Linked DNA regions of Homo sapiens: region 1 is linked to region 2. A link is an interaction called in ENCODE POLR2A ChIA-PET data of the cell type or tissue named here. Cell type or tissue: GM12878. All regions are shown on one strand. Region 1 overlaps TRAF3 (TNF receptor associated factor 3). Region 2 overlaps TRAF3 (TNF receptor associated factor 3).

Evidence for each region. ChIA-PET counts read pairs that join two places held together with the same protein. Peaks named below come from ENCODE experiments on the same cell type or tissue, not always from the same donor. Only the 100,000 strongest peaks of a DNase experiment are listed, where the experiment ranks them.
Region 1: POLR2A ChIA-PET joins it to region 2 with 9 read pairs; 3 of 35 experiments call an interaction of 5 or more read pairs at or near these places.

Annotation. Positions count from the first base shown.
Region 1 is chr14:102,875,258-102,879,257 of GRCh38, forward strand. It overlaps TRAF3 (TNF receptor associated factor 3), which reads left to right. Exons shown (of 12, transcript NM_145725.3): 5 at 367-471; 6 at 1,101-1,268. Among named protein-coding and RNA genes, the nearest start is that of AMN, 45 kb to the right of the region's middle. In GM12878, a CTCF peak has its summit at 3,656; no DNase peak of the experiment used is centred here.
Region 2 is chr14:102,780,521-102,784,520 of GRCh38, forward strand. The region is part of intron 1 of TRAF3 (TNF receptor associated factor 3); the gene reads left to right. Among named protein-coding and RNA genes, the nearest start is that of TRAF3, 5.1 kb to the left of the region's middle. RefSeq lists a silencer at 2,478-2,630. In GM12878, no CTCF peak of the experiment used is centred here; no DNase peak of the experiment used is centred here; H3K4me3 peaks cover 3,697 bases; H3K27ac peaks cover 3,179 bases.

The DNA of each region.
Region 1 (4,000 bases), 95 kb after region 2:
CTCCCGGAAGGCCCCAGAGTCTGAATGTGAACCTGGTCCTCCTCTGCCCTCATCCTGAAATTATGTCAAAGTTAATAGAAGATGTTTAGATGCTCCAGAGTGATCGTTAATTATCAAGTCTAATTCATTTTCTTTTGGCTTAACTAATAAAAGATAACAGTTAATGTTATTTAAATTGTGTCTCTTAGTGGGGGCAGCTTCTTCATTCTACTTCTAGAAATCAAGATGGTCCTTAATGCTTTCTGAAGTTCACTTAAGAGTTCCTCTCTTGTTTTTTTTTTTTAAGTGGTTTTGCCTTGTCCAAAGTAGCAGCATGTGGAGATTAAGAAATATTAATCCTCCAAAATAATGATCTTTCATTTTCAGGTGTTTAAGGATAATTGCTGCAAGAGAGAAATTCTGGCTCTTCAGATCTATTGTCGGAATGAAAGCAGAGGTTGTGCAGAGCAGTTAATGCTGGGACATCTGCTGGTGAGTAGCAAAGGGACACTGGAACCTTTTACATGAAGGAATTCGAGTCCCTTACATCCAGCTGATGAAGTGGTCAGTAGGATGTGGCACTTTAAGACCATGTTGACATTAGTTTTTCAAAACACAGCCAAATAGGAAAGCAGTCAGAACCACTTGAGTATAAGTTGTTATTTTTATGACATCATTGGCAGAATTGTCAACTGGTTTTTAAACACTCCCCCCCCTACTTAGAATAGAGAAAATCTGAATTGGATTTTAATTTTGGAAGGCCCATTAAAACCTTTTTTCACCATGAAATTCTACATAACTTCTTATTTTTTTAGTTAGTACCATATTTTAGCTTAGAAAATTATTTGAACTGGAATAAAACAAAGTTCTTAGCAGATATTCATTTATCCTGGAAGCAGAGTTGACTTAATTCTTCAACAACAATATGGTTTGAGTAATCATGAAATAGAATATGAAATTCAGTGTCTCTTGGCATACTTGTTACTCTTTGCTGTGGAAAACTGGTCTAACAGCAGATGAGAAACATTTCTTTAGGGTTTCATTGCATAGAGATTAGAATCTGGTATTTCAGATTTAGGGTTTTTTTCCCAATTAAGAACATTGAATGGTCTGTCTTACAGGTGCATTTAAAAAATGATTGCCATTTTGAAGAACTTCCATGTGTGCGTCCTGACTGCAAAGAAAAGGTCTTGAGGAAAGACCTGCGAGACCACGTGGAGAAGGCGTGTAAATACCGGGAAGCCACATGCAGCCACTGCAAGAGTCAGGTTCCGATGATCGCGCTGCAGGTGCGGGTCCTCCCATTCCACAGGCCTTCCACTCAATTCCTATATGATACATTCCACAGGCCTTCCGCTCAATTCGTAGATAATCCGTTCCACAGGCCTTCCCTCAACTCATAGATAATCCGTTCCACAGGCCTTCCACTCAGTTCATAGATATTCCGTTCCACAGGCCTTCCGCTCAATTCATAGATAATCCGTTCCACAGGCCTTCCCTCAACTCATAGATAATCCGTTCCACAGGCCTTCCGCTCAGCTCACAGATAATCCGTTCCACAAGCCTTCCGCTCAATTCGTAGATAATCCATTCCACAGGCCTTCCGCTCAGTTCATAGATAATCCGTTCCACAGGACTTCTGCTCAGTTCGTAGATAATCCGTTCCACAGGCCTTCCCTCAACTCATAGATAATCTGTTCCACAGTCCTTCCGCTCAATTCATAGATAATCCGTTCCACAGGCCTTCCCTCAACTCATAGATAATCCATTCCACAGGCCTTCCACTCAATTCATAGATAATCCGTTCCACAGGCCTTAGGCTCAATTCATAGATAATCCGTTCCACAGACCTTGTGCTCGATTCATAGATAATCTGTTCCACAGGCCTTCCCTCAACTCATAGATAATCCGTTCCACAGGCCTTCCGCTCATCTCGTAGATAATCCGTTCCACAGGCCTTCCGCTCAGCTCATAGATAATCCGTTCCACAGGCCCTCCCCCAACTCATAGATAATCCATTCCACAGGCCTTCCGCTCAGCTCATAGATAATCCATTCCACAGGCCTTCCGCTCAGCTCATAGATAATCTGTTCCACAGGCCTTCTGCTCAGTTTGTAGATAATCCATTCCACAGGCCTTCCGCTCAATTCATAGATAATCCGTTCCACAGGCCTTCCGCTCAGCTCATAGATAATCCATTCCACAGGACTTCTGCTTAGCTCATAGATAATCCATTCCACAGGCCTTCCGCTCAACTCATAGATAATCCGTTCCACAGGCCTTCCGCTCAGCTCATAGATAATCCATTCCACAGGACTTCTGCTCAGCTCATAGATAATCCATTCCACAGGCCTTCCGCTCAGCTCATAATCTGTTCCACAGGCCTTCCGCTCAGCTCATAGATAATCCGTTCCACAGGCCTTCCGCTCAGCTCATAGATAATCTGTTCCACAGGCCTTCTGCTCAGCTCATAGGTAATCCCTTCCACAGGCCCTCCCTCAACTCATAGATAATCCATTCCACAGGCCTTCCGCTCAGCTCATAGATAATCCATTCCACAGGCCTTCCGCTCAGCTCATAGGTAATCCCTTCCGCAGGCCCTCCCTCAACTCATAGATAATCCGTTCCACAGGCCTTCCGCTGAGTTCATAAATAATCCATTCCACAGGCCTTCTGCTCAATTAATATATACTTCTTCCACTGTACAGCTTCTTAAAGACTATTCTAATAGGACTAAAGAGAAAAGATAGGAATAAATAGCACTTTTTATCTGACTTTATTTCAGAATTAAGCTTTGTTTTGCCTATTTTGATTTATGTAGTTAACATTTTCCATTGCCTTGATTGACTATCATTTAGTATGTCAAAAAATGAATAGTTATTCAAAAAAGGTAAAATTTTTATCTTGTCCTAGGGAATTGCCTCAAAATGTTGATAGATTGCCTGGTCTTATTACAGCTCTGTGACATAACCATCACTTACAACAGGCTAATTTGTCCTACAGCATTGAAATGCAGCTGTTTATCTTGGAGAGAGACAGCTTCTCATACTTCGGTTACTTTGGCACAGTTTTGCATTGTGTGTTTCTGTGGGGGTGAGTGTGTGAATGTGGGTGAGTGTGTGGGGGTAAGTGTGTGTGGGGGTGAGTGTGAATGTGGGTGAGTGTGTGGGGGTGTGTGAATGTGGGTGTGTGTGTATGGGTGAGTGGGTGAATTAAAGAGGAAAGCAGAGATGTTGGGGGTGGAGGACACACTTAGAAAACAATGCATTTGTTGAACAAACACCTATTGGGTACCTACTGTGCGCCGGGCAGTATTCCAGGAGCTGGGGACTCAGTGGTGAGGCTCCTCTAGTGGGAAAAAATACTAACAAATGTGTAACATCGGGTAGTGATCAGTTCCATGAATAAAAATCAGGTGGCATCAAGGGAAGAGAGGTGATCAGCACTGGCTTGTCTGAGGCAGCCAAGGGACAGTGGGGGAGCATGTGGACCCTAAGCTGGAACTGGCAGGGCTGTGGGGTTCAGGAGCTGTGTGGAACACAGGTCAGATGTGAGGGCAGTGGGGCAGCCAGAGGGTGAGGGGAAAGGCACTGGGCAGCCCAGAACTGGGAGGGTGAGAGGGGCCCCGGGGCAAGGCCTGGTGTTGCTGGGGTGGGGGAAGGTTGTACTGGGGTGTGCCTGAGGGTGGAGCGGTAGGATTGGCCAGCAGGTGGGGTATGAGGTAAAGGTGACTCCCAGTGCTTGTGGAGAACCTAGGTGTCCTGCCGAGGGGGTGCCCAGTGAGTGGAGGGTGATGGGCTTGGGGGAGAATGGGGAGTGGAGCCATGCAGGCTGCAGATGGGGGTGAGTTTGGTGGCTCGCAGGATCATGGGGCTGGAGCGAGTGGAGAGGAGGACAGAGCTCGTGGGGGCCTGGGCACACCCTCAGAGGCTGCCTAGAGGCTGGGGTGGGCTTGGCCATGAAGTGACTGAAGGGAGGCACCAGGGCAGCTCAGCCAGGGCGTGGGCCATCATCCAGTTCC
Region 2 (4,000 bases):
TTTTTTTTTTTCTTTCGGTGAAGCTTATTGTCGGCCTGTACAGATGACTTGGAGTAGGCTGGCAGGTAGTGGGATGTCATAAATGTTGATGCCTGTTGGTTTCTATCAACTTTAGGAATCAGGTTGGAATCGATGCTGCATTCTGTATTCCTCGAGATAAGTGGATTGTTAATTGGGACTTGGGAGTCTTTTTCTCATTTAATTAATATTCAGTTAATGTGCCCTGAGTTCTCATAATGTTCTGGTTACCGTGCTGGGAAGAGTGAGACACAGCACCCATCTGCTAGGGTGTGATTTGCAGGGATATAGGCCATCTTGGCCCCTGTGCACAGTGAAGGGACATGCCAGAAACCAGCAGATACTTGACTGAGACAGACCAGGACAGGAGCTTGTGGCAGGAAGGATAAGGAAAAATGCAAATCTACCATCCTGCCCTCAGGGTGCTAACCCTTCGGGGGAGAATACTTTCTCCCACCAGGAAGAAACCAGAAAGTAAAAATGTAGGATGAAATGAATTAGTGGATTGTGTAGAATTCTGGAAGCGTGGTGGGAATCCACCATAAGGGAAAGAGAAAGTCTTCTGGGAAGCGGCGTTGAGTTGAGGCCCAGTGTCAGGAAAGCTCTGGTATAGTGGGGCCATCTGGTCCCTCTTACAGGGCCCCCTCCCACTTTGTTTTGGTAAGATGGGATCTGACGGCTTGCCATCCTGTCACTCCTTGCCAGTAGATGCAGTGCTGGCCATGCTGCTGGTCATTGGGTTTCCAGTTGGGAAGTTGCATGTGCTGGCCTTTGGCTCTTGCCAGGCAGGGCCTTTTGTGACTGGGAGCTCATGTGGGTCATGCATACTGTACTGTGAAGGGCATGGTCTGTGGAGGGGAACAGAGCAGCAGGCCCTAACCTGGGTGGCACCACTTTGCTGTCCCTACCATTTTTCATTGCAGGTTGAAAGTCTCCAAAGTGGCAGGGGAAGGGGTGTAAATGTTAAACAGCCCCTTCCTAGCCTGGCATGCGCACCTGTGGTCCCAGTTACTCCAGAGGATGAAGTGGGAGGATCATTCTAGTCTGGGTAACACAGTGAGATCCCTGGCTCTAAAATAAATTTATTTATTTATTTTATTTTATTTGAAACAGGGGCTCACTCTGTTGCCCACGCTGGAGTGCAGTGGCCCGATCTCGGCTTGCTGCAACCTCCGCCTCCTGGGTTCAAATGAGTCTCCTACCTCAGCCTCCCGAGTAGCTGGGATTACAGGCGCCTGCCACCACGCTTGGCTATTTTTTTTTTTTTTTTTTGAGACAGAGTCTCACTCTGTCACCCAGACTGAAGTGCAGTGGCGCGATCTCAGCTCACTGCAACCTCCACCTCCTGGATTCAGGTGATTCTCCTGCCTCAGCCTCCTGAGTAGCTGGGGACCACAGGTGTGTGCCAACATACCTGGCTAATTTTTGTATTTTTAGTAGAGATGGGGTTTCACCATCTTGGCCAGGCTGGTCTCAAACTCCAGACGTCAAGTGATCCACCTGCCTCGGCCTCCCAAAGTGCTGGGATTACAGGTGTGAGCCACTGTGCCCAGCCTTCCCAGCTGATTTTTGTATTTTTTAGTAGAGACAGGGTTTCGCCATGTTGGCCAGACTGGTCTTGAACTCCTGACCTCAGGTGATCCACCTCAGCCTCCCAAAGTGCTGGGACTACAGGTGTGTAGTCCCACCACACTCGGCCTATTTGTTTTTTTTGAGATGGAGTCTTGCTCTGTTGCCCAGGCTGGAGTGCAGTGGTGCAATCTTGGCTCACTGCAGCCTCTGCCTCCTGGGCTCAAGCAATGCTCCTGCCTTAGCCTCCTAAGTAGCTGGGACTACAGGTGCTTGCCCCCATTCCCAGCTAATTTTGTATTTTTAGTAGAGAGCGGGTTTCACCCTGTTGGCCAAGCTGGTCTCAAACTCCTGACCTCAAGTGATCCACCCATCTCAGCCTCCCAAAGTGCTGGGATTACAGGCGTGAGCCACCGCACCCTGTCTTGGCTCTAAAATTTAAAAAAAGTCCTTTCCCCAACCTACTCCTCTGTCATCCATGTTTAAATGACCTAAGTCTCCTTAATTCTCAAGAACTGAAAAATTGGGGGCCCTACATTTCATTTCACAATTTACTTTTTTACTACGATTTGTTCCATGCTGATTTCGAGCATTAAAAAAAAAAAAAAATTAAATGGAGGCTATTTGGTGGTAACTTCTCATGAGGCCATTCTACCAAGAAAGATATGGCGACCTGCTGCTTGGACATTCTGATTTCCTTTCCAGCTGAAACACTGATTCTGTGGCAGAACCCAAAAGCGTATTTATTGGAAACTTGATTTCTTTAAGTGGAAAGAAAAGCTAAATTGATTAACCAAGTGGGGTAATATAATCTGTAAGGCAACAGTAGCATCAAAGTGGTGAAATGTGAATCTCCAGGAGTCATGAGAATTGTAATGAAGGTTTCCTGAGATTAATTTTGTGTTCTGGAAGGTTAATGCCCGTTAGGAGGCCTGCGTACACAAGGTAATGAGGTGCTCGTTAGGCCTTCCCTCCTTCCACCAAGGGCCAGGCACATGGTAAGCTCTGGGTCAGTGTTTGTGTCCAGATTCTGCAAGCCGGGGAGACAGGAGGGATGTGCCAGATGCCCACAGTGGTTCCATGTGTTTGGAATGTGTGTCGGCACTTGGGTGTGCCTTGTAGCTGCCTCCTTTAACGGTGTGTTCCTGGAGGTCAGGCTTCCATCCTCCCGTTCTGATAATGCTTAGCTCCAGGATTTGTTGCATTATGGGGGTTCTTTGATGGAAAGTTTTATTTGACAATGTAATTTTCTTGGATGCTTTTAATGACTTAAAAGCTGGAAGAACAGGAAAACTAGTTCTCTTGAGCTCTTTCATGTCCAGTAATTCCCAGAAATTATAACTTTATGCTGGAAATTAAACCTGCTATTTGAAACCTTATTACAGGGTGAATTAAGAGTTTAGGTTTCAGAGGCTTTTCTGTGTGACTTTCCCCTTAGTGGGAGGGGGTTTGGTATGCCCATTAAGTTTTATCTTAAAATTTAATGTGAATTTTACATTGTACTCAGTAACGTGGCTGATTGTTTTAATATAAACTTACTTCGTTCCCTAAATCTTTCAAAACTGTTGATTCTCCAAAAGATGTATTGTGTTTCTGGAATCCCACTGTGTATCCCTGGAGCTGTCCACCCCACAGCTGGAGAAGTGTGGCATGGTGGAGGGTACCAACTTTGAGGATCTGAATTCCAGTCTGCCCTCTGTATTTAGTGGTAGAATGACCTTGGGCAGGCTGCTTGGCCCCGCTGAATTGATGTCCCTATCTATAAAATGGGGCTACTAGCACCAGGGACATCACTTGCTTATTATGAGTAAGATGGATGGGAAAGCATTGTGCAAATGTTAATTTTCATAGTATTAGGGGATTGAGATGTAACAGAGTAAGAATGTTAAGATCTTACAATGTAAATATCAGATCTTGTTAGTTAGGGACCACAGAAGTTTTCTAGTTGAGGTCTCTTATTTTATGTGGGAGGCAGCTGAGGCTCTCAGTGTTTAGGTAAGTAATTCTCCCAAGGCAAATAATGACAAAGCAAGGGCTCTTCACGCAGGATAGGTTTTTCCCTGCATTTTTCCTGTTCCCAACGTTTGCTCCTGGGAAGATGCTTGGCCTTTTTTTTTTTTTTTTTTTTTTTTTTTGAGGTGGAGTTTTGCTCTTGCCCAGGCTGGAGTGCAGTGGCACGATCTCGACTCACTGCAACCTCCGCCCCCTGGGTTCAAGCTATTCTCCTGCCCCAGCCTCCTGAGTAGCTGGGATTACAGGCACCCGCCACCTCGCCTGGCTAATTTTTGTATTTTTAGTAGAAACAGGGTTTCACCACGTTGGCCAGGCTGGTCTTGAACTCCTGACTTCAGGTGATCTGCCCGCCTCGGCCTCCCAAAGTGCTGGGATTACAGGCGTGAGGTACTGGGCCCCT